Linked DNA regions of Mus musculus: region 1 is linked to region 2. The links are chromatin loops, found by intact Hi-C in ENCODE. Cell type or tissue: gastrocnemius. All regions are shown on one strand. Links, peaks and the distances in the headings refer to the core of each region. The heading gives the core; the rest is flanking DNA.

Evidence for each region. A loop is a pair of places that touch in the nucleus more often than their neighbours do. Peaks named below come from ENCODE experiments on the same cell type or tissue, not always from the same donor. Only the 100,000 strongest peaks of a DNase experiment are listed, where the experiment ranks them.
Region 1: a loop joins it to region 2, with 5 times the contacts of the local background. A loop is called at or near these places in 29 of 42 quality-filtered maps.

What each region holds. Positions count from the first base shown.
Region 1 is chr9:59,275,433-59,281,980 of GRCm38, forward strand. No RefSeq gene overlaps it. Among named protein-coding and RNA genes, the nearest start is that of Adpgk, 13 kb to the right of the region's middle. In gastrocnemius, for the core only: no CTCF peak of the experiment used is centred there; no DNase peak of the experiment used is centred there; H3K27ac peaks cover 635 bases.
Region 2 is chr9:59,010,087-59,016,634 of GRCm38, forward strand. The region is part of intron 1 of Neo1 (neogenin); the gene reads right to left. Among named protein-coding and RNA genes, the nearest start is that of Neo1, 23 kb to the right of the region's middle. In gastrocnemius, for the core only: a CTCF peak has its summit at 3,436 (motif pointing right); no DNase peak of the experiment used is centred there; H3K27ac peaks cover 427 bases.

The DNA of each region.
Region 1 (6,548 bases), core at 954-5,953, 270 kb after region 2:
TCAGCTCTCTCTGTTACTACAAGATTCCTCATATTATCCAATATGTAATTGTCATTTAAAAGGTAGACATTTCTCCATTGAAATTAAAATAATGTGCAGTGTTTTCTGAATTGGTGATGATTTCTTTTAAAAAATGTTATTTGTATGTGTCTATGTGCATGCGCTATGGAGGCCAAAAGAGGGCGTCAGACTCCCTGGGGTTAGAGTTACAGCAGCTGTGAGTGTTCCAAAGTGATACTGGAAACTGAGTTTGGGCCTTCTGGCCGAGCAAGGAGCACTCCCAGCTCCCGAGACATCTTTCCAGACCTCGGTGACTATATCCTCTCAGCAACGTCACTAAAATATCCGACTAAGTTAAGCAGAATTTACAATTCAATTTCCAAATTTAAAGATTGTTTTACAATTTTGATGGCAATTCCTCGTATTACTAAAGCATTCTCTAGATCAAAAATAATTTTTAAAATTATCTTAAAATTACAGTGACTCAAAAAGGATGGACCAATTTCATATCACTGCCAAGAGAATATAAGTTGTGCAAAAATCTTGATTGTAACAACATAATTAGTAATTTTGCAATAAGGAAAGCAACAAAGTTAAATTCCATGAAAATATGTTACAAAGTGTGTGTGTGTGTGTGTGTGTGTGTGTGTGTGTGTGTATGGTGATGGTGGTGGTGGTGGTGGTGGTGGTGGTGTTAATTGAGCCAAGGGTATTCTGGGTAAGCACTCTATCAGAGAACTATATTCCAACCATAACTACACATGTCTCATGGTGGCATGTGCCTATAATCCGAGCACTTAGGAGACTAAGGTAAGAAGACTGCAGGCCAGCACCATCCTCAGCCCAGTCTTGGGCTATGTGGAACAGTCAACTCAGTGGAAGAGTGTATGCTTAGCACGCATAAGGACCTGGCTCAATCCCTAGAGCCATGGAAATAAAAAAGAAATAAAGGATCTTGTAGTACAAGCAATTGAAGTTTATCCCTGACTAGCTTACAAATAAATGAGGCTCAGACTATATTTTATTTGGCTTTGACAATTACTAGGGGTAAATCCCTAATCTAGTCTTCTAACTGCAGGCCTGGCTGCCTCCCCAGTGCTGTACCCCAGGTACTTGCTGTTTCTCCTGACTGTGTGCTCATCGTCCATCTCCCCCTGGCTTCCTCCTCTCCTCTCCTTTCTTCTCCCTTGTCTCTCTCCTCCAACCAGGTCACCCCAAACCCACCTACCTCTAATCCCTCCAGTAATTGGCTGTAGTCAGTTTTATCTAACCAATAGTATTACACTAAGAAACAAGGACTAGCCAGGCGTGGTGGTGCATGCCTTTAATCCCAGCACTCGGGAGGCAGAGGCAGGCGGATTTCTGAGTTTGAGGCCAGCCTGGTCTATAAAGTGAGTTCCAGGACAGCCAGGGCTATACAGAGAAACCCTGTCTCGATAAACCACCAAAAATAAATAAATTAATTAATTAAATAAATGAAAGAAAGAAAGAAAGAAAGAAAGAAAGAAAGAAAGAAAGAAAGAAAGAAAGGACTGCCCAACAGAAGCTTGTAAACAAAAGAAGTCACTCCTAGGCCTATACCTTCATGCTAGAATTTAGTATTGCAATACATAACAGCAGACCAAACCTCGACAAGATCTGCTTTTTGTCCTACGAATATGTTTTTTTTTTTTTGGTGTAGAATAGAACATTTTAATGTAGTTTAGTGGCTTGGTTATAGTTTCAAACATTTCCACATATGCTAGGTTGTCTTTTCCCGTAAGAGTCCTGTTGGGGCTACCTTCCTAGCAGAAGAGGGGTGTGGGTTTTAGAAATCATTCTTTGCTGTTGATTCTATGTCTCATCATGGAGATGCTTGCCTAGCTTGGCCTGGGAAAGCCAGACTAGGTGGGATAATAGATGTTCCCAAGAGCCACCTTTGTAACCTTCTTTTGTTGTTCTTCTTTCTTTGATCCTGAAGTGACAGGACCTGAGTGTTATTGAGAGGGGTTCCATACTAGAAAATCTCCCCGCCATGCCTACGCTGGTGTCAATGTCTTGGCTAAATCAAGGAGGGCAGGTTGCTACCCACTGTCCACTTCCGCCCCAGGAGAAGGACTTTGTGTGCTAAGAAACCTTGGGCCTCTTGCTTTGAGCTCTAAAGGAGAGCAGCTCTTCTTACTGCTTCTCTGCTCCTGGCATTTGCTTTGTTTCCACTGTGTGTGCACATGCAGAGGCACAGGCACACACCACGAACACATCAACAAACAGTGTTGGGATAGACACCCCCACCCACGGGCCCTTAGCTGCTTTCATTTTCCAGGCCTAGATTCCCAGGAGTGGAATTGCTAGGTCAAAAGGCATATGTATTTTTAATATTGATGGATTTTTCCGGATTGAATTCCAAAAATGCTATAATAATTTACATCTCCACCAGCAATGATTGAGAGCAGGGGGGTTTTCCCCACAACATGCAATCGCTGTAGAGCTCTTTTAATTTTGTCAGCCAGAAGGGTGCAAATGAGTATCTTTTATTACTTTAATTTGCATTCCCCTGCATTCTAATGAATGTGAGCATCTTTCCATACAGTTTGATTTTTTTCCCCTTCTGAACAACTTATTCATTGCCTGTTCTCGCTTTTGGATTTTTGTCTTTTTTTATTATTATCAATTTATAAGAGCTCTTTGCATATTGTAGTGATTAACCTTTGTCTATCATCTGCATTGCAAATCTATTTTCTAAATCTGTTTGTCTTTTGACTTTGCTTACAACATCTTGCCACAAAATGTATTAAAAATGCATACTTAAAGGCAAAAATATCTATCTTTTAGATCTGGGTTTCCAAACTTGGCTTGAGAAAGTCTTCTGTGCTTCCGATTATATGAAGTCCATGGGGCTGCAGAGATGGCTCAGTCAGTAAAAAGCTTGCTGTGCAGCACCCAGGCAATAAAAACTGGGTGTGGTGGCAACTGTTTGTAATCCCAGCAGAGTTGGACAGATACCCAGAGGTCATCGGCCTGCCAACCTAGCTAAAATGATGAGCTCTGTGCTCAGGCACAAGCAAATAGAGAGCAACCAAGAAAGATAGCCTCAAGCCTACACACACACACACATGCATGCACACATGCTCACACTAACATAATTATGTATATATAGAGACATACAAAAAATATTATATGAAGTCCAGTTTGTATTGCCGAAATGTTAATGAATCATAGCATACATATGAGAGATGAAGATTTGCTGATAGGTGAATTCTTATGAGGTAGGCACATTCAGTAGGCTAGGACCTAAATCAAGAAACCGAATCTCACACCCTTCCCCTCCAAGGCTCAGGGACAGTCAAGGAAGAAGAGGAGGAAAGATTGTTAAGAGTCAGAGGTCAAGGATGATTGCCGGTTTATAATGTCTTCTGGACCTGACAGCCATTGCACTCGTGAACTTACAGCATCCATGGTTGCTGATGCAAGACTGCACAAGATGAAGTCAGCCAGCACTCCAGCATTGAGGAGGAGGAGAGGAAGACATGAAGTAGGGAGGGGCACATGGGAGGCAGGTCTGAGAGGAGTTGGCGTCGGGAAACCTGGGGTGGATATGATCTAAATAAATTGTGTTCATATATTAAATTACTAAGAATAATTTTTGAAAGAAGGGAGGAGAATCTTACCAGCACACAACTCTCCTCCTATCTCCTTAAGCACTTCCCACCCCAGTGAACCTACATCCTGTGTGCAAACTAGCTCACATCTGAACTTTATCTAAACATCCTTGGTGCCTGCTTCCTTCCAGCTGTTTGAGTTCACCATCACGTCTGAGTCTCTTGCTGAACCTGGAGCTCACAGACTTTGCTAGGCATCCTCCTGTCTCTGATCTTCATTGCTAGGATTACGAGTACACACCATTGTGCCTGGCTTTTTGCGTGGGTGCCAGGATTCTGAACTTGGGCCCCCATGTTTGCACGGAAGGTACATCACTGACTGAGTCTCCACAGCACCCCTAGGGACGTATTTTCAGTGAGAACACTGTAGAGAGGACAATCTATGACAAAGCAAAGGTCTGAAGCATGAGCCAACATGCTGAATGAGGCCGCTCACACGGGTGTGGCTGAAGTTTACCAGCATACGGCAATTTAGTGTCACAAGAGGGCAGGTCGGGACAGACCTTGCCATTCCCACATTCCTGCCCAGGCCTGGGGCCACCATCGAATGGGCACAGCTGGGGAACGGATTCTCTCTGCTTCTGAAATTGTAATGCTCTGTGAAATTGTGACTTGGGAAAGTGTGACCATCAAAATGCCACTTGTAAGAGATAGAACATGTTGGCTGAGCACTCATGTTGGAAGTCCATCATATATTGGGTCATTTGGCCCTCATACTGGTCCGTGAGGTGGATACTGTTTGACTACAGATGAAATCATCAGACCAGGAGAAATCAAGGCCCTAATACACATCAAGTGGTCCAACTGCAACTAAAACCCAGATCCGCCTCCCTCCAGAGTCCCTGCTTTTTCTCTGTATATACTGGACGATGATTTGAACATCCAACCAGACACTTTACCAAGAATGGCATGTGAGACGGAGCGGATGCTTGTGATCATTGTATCAGCCCCTCACAATGGGCCCTCTGGTGTCTGTTTCCTCTTCCCATACAGACATACTGAGTGGTTGATTTCTTGGGAATTTGAGCTACACCTTAGGCAGCAATGACCATTTGAACTGAAAGAAAAGCAGAGTTGGGCCAGGGTGGCTGCTTTCACTCCAGGAACAAATAGAGCAGGCAGAAAAGGGAGCCGATTCCTGGGAGGTGCAGAGTGCGTGTGAAGAATGAGCAGGACTCTACTCCATCTTCTCCTAAGCTGCGCTCTTGATTACAGGAAGTCCAGTTATCGGCCTTCCTCCAATACAGAGAGATCACTGCATAGTCTACGCTCTCGTGAGTGGGCCAGTTTCTTACAGAAGAGAGACATGAACACATGAACATACTAGCACAAAGACACAGACAAGCTGGGGCAGCACATGGCCCCACGGTGGGTGATGAGAAACAAAGGAAATGCATACACCAAGAGAGCCTACCTCTGGGATCTGAGAACCCAGAGCATCTCTGGCAGCCCAGGGTCCTCCAGCCACAGCACGAGAGCTCTTCTGCAGAGAGCTCTCACCGAGGCAGTTTCTTTCTCACCAAAGAGAGCGTTTCAGCTGCTCGAGATAATTGTAGAAGAGCGTGCTGAAATTACCAGGTACCTTTTCTCACTATCTGATTGGCAAGGCTTTAATGATTTAATACGACCCAATGCAGGTGGAGTGTAAAAGAGGACATCTGTCAGAAAATAAAGATTATTCCAACTCCCGGGAAAGGTAGCTCAGCAGCATATGTCAAAGTGTTACATGGAGCTACCCTTAAGCCCAGGAACTCCACTGCTAAAAAATATGTACACACACACACACACACACACACACACACACACACACGCTGATTAAGCTAGGCATGGTGATATGCATCTGTAATCCCAGCACCCAGAAGGTAAAGCAGGATGCTAAGTCTTCCACGGACCTCTATGTTTTAGTTTGAAGATGCATATAAAATGTGGAGGGCACAGGCTCTTGTGTTTGAGTGCTTGGTCCCCGGATGGTGGTGAGCATTTCAGAGGTTCTGCAAATTCGCTGGAGGAAGTGGTCACTAGAGGATGGCTTGCTTTAAATGTTATACTCTGCCAACCCCACTTCCCGTCCATGCCAAGAATCTATCCTCAGCACAATCTCAATGTCATATTCTGCCCAAATGTATAGGGCTGAGCAACCGTGGACTGAATGAACCCTCTGAAACTAGGAGCCAAAGTAGGCCTCTCTTGTTTTCAGTTATTTGTGTCAAGGGCTTTGGTCCTGATTGCCCAAAAGCAGCTGACAAAGCATGGGATATTATTAAACATTTAAAATACTGAGGTAAGGTTGAAGGTATAGTTCAGTGGTAGAATGTGAGTGAAAAGCCCTCTATTCACTCTCTTGCACTGGAAACAAATTAAATAATAAAACTAAAATAAAATGAACTCTCAGCTCCTTCTCCAGCATCATCTCTGCTTGCTCGTTGCCATGCTTCTCACCATGACAATAATGGACCAAACCTCTGAAACTGTAAGCCAGCCCCAGTTAAATGTTTTCCTTTATAAGCATTGCTTTGGTCATGGTGTCTCCCCACAGCAATAAAACCCTAACTAAGACAGATAGGTAGAAGAATTTAGAATCCCAGAAACCACAAAAATGCTGGGCGTGGTGGCACGCTTAAAATCTCAGCCTAGGGAGGTAGAGACAGGAGGATCCCTAAAGCTCAGCTGTCTGTCTAGCCTAAATGGTGAGCTCCAGGCCTGTGAGAGACCCTAGCTCAAAGAGACGGGCTGCACTCTCGAAGTCGTCCTCTGGTTTCTACATGCACATACACTTGCTCTGTAGTTTCCAAACCTGGAGAATGGACCAAATGGGGTGCACATGAGTGTGAATGTGTGTGCGCGCGCGCGCACACACACACACACACACACACACACACACACACACACTTGAGGCACCGTCTTCCACCG
Region 2 (6,548 bases), core at 721-5,720:
AAAAACCCAAAATGAAAAACAAAACAAACTCAGCAATCCCACCAGGTATGCAAAGAAGAAAATGAAATCAATGTGCCAAAGCACAACTGGAGTCCTTGTAAGGAATCCTTCTCCATAGACAACACAGAATCACCTCAAGTGTCTATCAACAGATGAACTGGTAAGAAAACAGTGTTCAGACACACCACAGATGGGATATAAATGTTAATGTGTGTTGAAGAATCCTGATCCTAGAGCCTTTGCATACTAGGTAAGCACTTAATCTTTAAAAAGAAAAAGAAAAAAAAAAAAAGCACTGCATGGTTGGAACAGACCTGTAATCCCAACACTGAAGGCTGACTCAGAAGTATCCTGAGTTTGAGGTCAGCAAGGAAGTGGAGGAGGCAGGGGAAGAGAAGTTGTTTCTCCTTGTATTTGAGACAAAACATGTTATGTAAAATAAGACAAGAGCAGAAAGACAAATACTGCATAATCTCACTTAACAATGGAGTGAAGATGACCAAGTCGGCCATCAGTGGAAAGAGAGGCCCACTGGTCTTGCAAACTTTATATGCCTCAGTACAGGGGAACACCAGGGCCAAGAAGTGGGAGTTGCGGGAGAGGGGAGGGGGAGGGTTTGGGGGACTTTTGGGGTAGCATTGGAAATGTAAATGAAGAAAATACCTAATTAAAAAAATAATGAAAAAAAATGGAGTGAAAATGTAAAGTTGATAAAAGCAGGGGGAAGCAAAGGGAAGGTCAAGAAACACTTGCCACTCTGGAAGGGAGAGGCTAATTACCATTTCTATAGGGGGGGAAGAAAAGGTCAGCATGGGCCAACCATGGGCTTAAACCAACTCACCTTATTACCAAGGTCTACCCTTAAACTATAAAAAGTGTATGCTTAGAAGATTTGGGGTCGTCTCTGCCCCTATTGCAGGATGACCCCAGTGTGCTGGATCAATAAACCTCTTGCATGTTGCATCAGAAAAAAACAAAAATCAAACCAAAAAAAAAAAAAAAACCCAAAAAACTAAAAACAAAAAAGTGGTTACCAAGAATTAAAGGGGGTTGGGTGCCACTGGTCAAAGGCTGCAAAAGTTCCCTGAGAGAAAACCTAAGTCTAAGTAAACCTTTACTCAGTAAGAGGACTAGTTAATTACTATGTATAATATTCCCAAAACAATAACAGAGTGGGGAATCAACTACAAAGAAATATGTGAAGTAATGAGTATGTTAGCTTAATTTACACATTCCCTAATGAATATGTATTTGAAATCATGTTAAATACATAGTAAGTGCAAATGCTTTACTAATTAAAATTAATTTTAAAAGGAGAAAAATCAATGGGTTCAAACAAGAAAGTTAAAGCTTTTTGTTCAAAGGAGACTATAGGTAAAGTAAAAAACAAAAACAAACAAAAACATGACAAAGAAAAATGATTTACCATGTCTACCAACAAGAACGAAGAGTTACAAATTAATTAGACTAGAAATTTGACACAAAAATGAAGACAGGATAGCAACATGGAATTACAGAAAAGTGCAATCACTGTAAGATTCATTAGCAATCAGAAATGCAAATTCAACCAACACTGAAATAACTCTTTAGACCAATTGTCAGATGTCAGCATTAAGAAGTTAAGTCCTGTCAGCTCTTCGCAAAGACATGAGATGATAACTCTGATATACCAACAAACTAGTACAAACACTCTTAACCAGGCCATATTTGGCAAAATTTATTAAATTTATACCCTATGAGAAGACCAACAGAGTCAACTAACTTGGACACTTGGGGGATCCCAAGAGACTGAACCACCAACCAAAAAGCATACAAGAGCTGTACCTAGCCCCCCCCTATGTAGCAGATATACAGTTTGGTCTTCATGTGGGTCCCCCAACAACCAGAACGGGGGCTTACCCTGATTTTGTTGCCTTCATGTGGATCTTGCTCCACATGTGAGCTGTCTTGTCTTGCCTCAGTGGGAGAAGATATATTTAGTCCAGCAGTGATTTGAAGTGCCTGGGTAGGTTAGTATGGGAGTGGGAAAGAGGCAGGACCTCCCACCCCCAATCCCCGGGGGGGGGGGGGGAAGCTATGTAAGGGGAAAACTGGGAGGAGGGGGAGAAGGCTGCAATCGAGATGTCGAGTGAATACATAAATTAATTAATGGAAAAAAATACCATTCCAGGATTTGCAAAGGATCCATGACGAAGAATTCCCACTGCCAGTGTATTTGAGGTAGTGGGAGTTAGAACGAACCTAGGTATTCATACCCTAGGTAAGAAGGCTCACACTATGAAGCACTGAGCAGTAATTAGAGGAAACTTACTAGATGTATTCGTAGCAATATGGCCATATCCTTAAAACACCATGTTGGGCAGAAGGAAAAGAACATAATAAAAAAGACATTACGAAAATTACCTCTTAATCCTCTTAATAACCCTATAATTTTATTTTCCTCATTTTTATAGGTCACGAAATAAAAATTACTAACTTTTCTATGGTCATACATCTAATGACTTACAGGATAAGATAAGTACCACAAGTTAAAACAAACAAAATGACTCATGTTATGTATGTGCTGCACACCTAAGATTCCTTTGACTAGTGACTGAGGCTGGTGATATGGCTCACCTGAGTTCAACCCCCAGGACCCACCTGGTGGAAGGACAGTCGATTCTCTGACATCCACATGTGATACACCCTGCATGGTCCTGAATTAATTTATTGTTTTAATTCATACCACAGTCCCTCTCTCTCACTAGAACCCCAACTTCCCTATTAACTCCTCCCAACTGCCAACTTGCTTTCCACATTAGACTGAGTCTATGTCTGTCACACCCAAGCTGAAATGCCATTTCCTTAGAGAAACTTCCCCTGCTAACAGCCTGGATGAGACTTCTCTCTTATATATATATATGTAACCCCTGTAGTAACAATGTTTCTCTAATTAGACTATAAACACTGAGAAAACAAGAATGTTTCTATTAGTCACTATTCCGGTCTTTAATCCTAGCACAGCTTAGCTGTATTAATAAACCTGAGGATCAGTGAGGATAAGTTTTTTAAATATGTTATTATTGCCCCCCCACAAAATGCTTTAGTTCTATCAACTTTACTTTTTCTTGAGTTGATGACTATTCATTTTAGAAATACTACAATCAACAATACTCTTAAAAGCTCCCATCTCTCCAAACTAAATAGAAACATGCTTTCAAAGAAGTCAGAAGTTATGCAACTGATGAATATACAAATTTCATAATCTAAGAAGTCACCTATAATCTAAGAAGTCACCGTAAAACAAATTAGTCAAAATGTTCCTGTAGTAGTGTATTAAAGTAATATCTTCTCAACCAAAAAAAGGAGGGTAAGAAAATGCTACATATCCAGAGAGCTTAAGTAGAGCTTAAATAGTATTACAGTTCTAAAAGTTAACATTTGCTATACCATTTCACCACCAGGTGGCAGATACATACAACTTTCTAGAAATGTTATCAGGCCAATCAGAAAGGAATTTTAGGAAAAGCTAAGTAATTGTAAGCGTATTTGAAACTTAGCTGGTTAGCCAACCGCAGGCTGGATAGAACTGGCTCTAAAAATACTGCACTCTCCTTTAACTGTAAATAAGAGTCTCCAGACATGCAGAACACCCAGTCATGTTTAAGGAGAACAGAGCAAATACAATTTTAAAATGTGGTTATCTTCAGTGGTCATTCAAAATCCTCAGAAGTACAAGAGAGTTTTGAATCCAAAAGTGAAGAGAACAAGGGATGAAAAAGAAGGGACAGAAAGAGCCAGAGGATGAGAAAATGAAGTAGAGAGAAGAATCATCTTCCAAGCTAACACGCTGTGACAGAGAAACCGAGACTTATATCTTTACTCTGTGTTCAGAGAAAGGCTCACTGATAAAACTCCTAACTCTTAAGCGATCTGTTAATTAACACAATGACTCAATTTTTTCAATAAAACGATTCTGAAATTATATTACTAAATTTCTGAGTAAAATATACTATCTTGGGATTCCTTATTTAATTCAAAATGCTACTGAAACCACTACTTGAAAATGTATCTTTAAATCCAAAGACAGCACCTTAACGTACTCACTACCTTGGCCCTGATGCCAGAGAAAGCATCCCTGGCCACTCCACACTCTATAGCAGTGGTTCTCAACCCTCCTAATACAGTTCCTCATGTTGTGGCAACCCCCAACCATAAAATTATTTTCACTGGCACTTCATAACTATAATTTTGCTACTGTTATGAATAGTAATGCAAATATCTGTGTTTCTGATGGCCTTAGGAGACCTCTCTGAAAGGACTGTTCAACCCCCCCAAAGGAGTCACAGCCAAGAGATCAGAGCTGCTGCTCTATAGTCAACTGCTCGGCTTCCTCATTAGCGCTTCCTTCACAGTATTCTTCACTAAACTTTCCTCAGCTTCATTTAGAAATGGACACTAAACCTCTACCATCGTCCAAACTGGTTTGGGTTTTGAAAGGTTTGACCCCATACATAATTCAGAAGGGGGAATCAAATCCTCAATTTAGCACAATTTACAGGTGCAATATCTAACTACCAAATGCAATGTTGGGACCTCTCACAGGTTCTAGAAGAGGCTCATCCACGTGACGGGATCCAGAGCTTATCACTCAAGGGTAAAGCTGCTTCTGACATAAACAGAAGAAAATGCAAACTAAACTCAGCTTGTTAAAAACACGTGTAATAATTCCATTCAAAAAGGAAAAACACAGGCTAGTCACAGTGACCAAAGATTCTATAGCAAAGTGGGAAATTAATGACTAAGACAAACAACCAAGAAGTGACCAGAAAGCAAGGCATGGGAAGAAAACTCAGTCATACTACTGGCTTGCTTCACACGCCAGAGGTGAAAGGCAATCAACTCCTGCAGGTCTCCCCAAGACCAGGGTCCCTCCTGAGTTAGTCACATATTGATTTCAGATAGTTCTCACATTTTTCTCTGATAAAGATACTCAAAAGGGGTTGAGGTAGGAAATAATTCAAACAGCTACAAGAAATTGTTAACATTTATGCATTCTATATTCCATTATTCTACACAGTTCAAGGTCCCCAACAGTACTAGAAGCTGCCAAATCTTTCATTCCTTCCACTAGTACAAACTATATTGATATACTAAAAAGTCTCAACTGCTTATCTGAATGAACAAGAACAAAAGTTCTTGCTTCCTAACGACTTCCTGAATATTTTATTATCGTTTCCTCTCAGGAAATTTATTCACTCTTTGTAGCTCCAACACTAACAGTTGACTTCTGAAGGGAAACTATTTAACATCAACAAAGTTCATAGAAAAGATTATCTCCACTAACAGTTGTTTAATTTCACATATGAACGAAAAATACAAATTAAAAATACACATGAGAAACTAGGCCTGTAGCTGAGTTCATACTGTGCTTGCCTAACAAGTGGGTAGCACTAGGTTTAAGCCCAGTACCATATAAACGGGTGTGGTGATGCACACCCATGATCTCAGGATGATGGGGTGAAGGAGCAGGCATTTAAGACCATCCTCTACTACACAGAAAGCTAGAGGCCAGCCCAAACCACATGAACCACACACACACACACACACACACGTCAATACCAAATCAAAACCACATGATTTCTACAACAAATGTACAGAACACAAAACAAAGGGAGACATTTAAACTACACATTTTTCTCTAACTAGTAAAATGTAAAATAAATAATAAATAATAAATTAATAAATAAAACCATTGATATATTTGTTAAAATCTACACCTCTACTATGCCTACATTTCAATATCTCATTGAAAAGCCCTAAAAGATTTATGAGTAAACTTGGACCATTTTACTCATTAACAAGAACTATATTGGTATTATTTTTCAGGAGAAAAGCATGTATAGAAATTATCCTGTAGAATTTAACTCCAGGATCTCTTGGGGTGGGGGTGGGGGAGCCCTAATATTTACTTCTAAGTTGACCAACATAGGTCTACTGTATGACATAACAGCTTACAATGCATGCCAGCTCTTCACTGTAAAACCTCTGTTCTTTGGAGCAAAGGGTAGCACGCTAAATGACCAGTAGCAATAATAGCTTAAAACCAAGTCAGTTAGGGCACTCTACCATAGCACTTCTGTTTTCCTTTCTCCTTAGAATAGGGGAAGCAGCTTTAAGTACACAGATAGGACAAGAGCTACTGCACTTTGGAGATCAAAGGAACTCTAGGAAGGAAAATACTACACAGTTTAGTACTTTATAATTCTGGCCTGTTTTCAAATTCTTGCTAGTAACTTACTGGGAATATAACCACAAATAAATGACTTATTACATATAACACACACTTTAAAAAAATTAAAAAAAAAAAAAAAAGGATAATGTCTTCCATAGCCCTGAGTGGCCTAGAACTCACTATGTACACACCAGGCGGGCCTCAGACTTGTGGCAATTGTTCTGTCGCTGCTTCTCAAGTGCTTGGATTACCAATGTAAACTACCACCCTGGCTGGCTATGTTAACACTCTTCATAAGTCCCTGGCACATAGTGCTTTACACATGAGAAAGAAA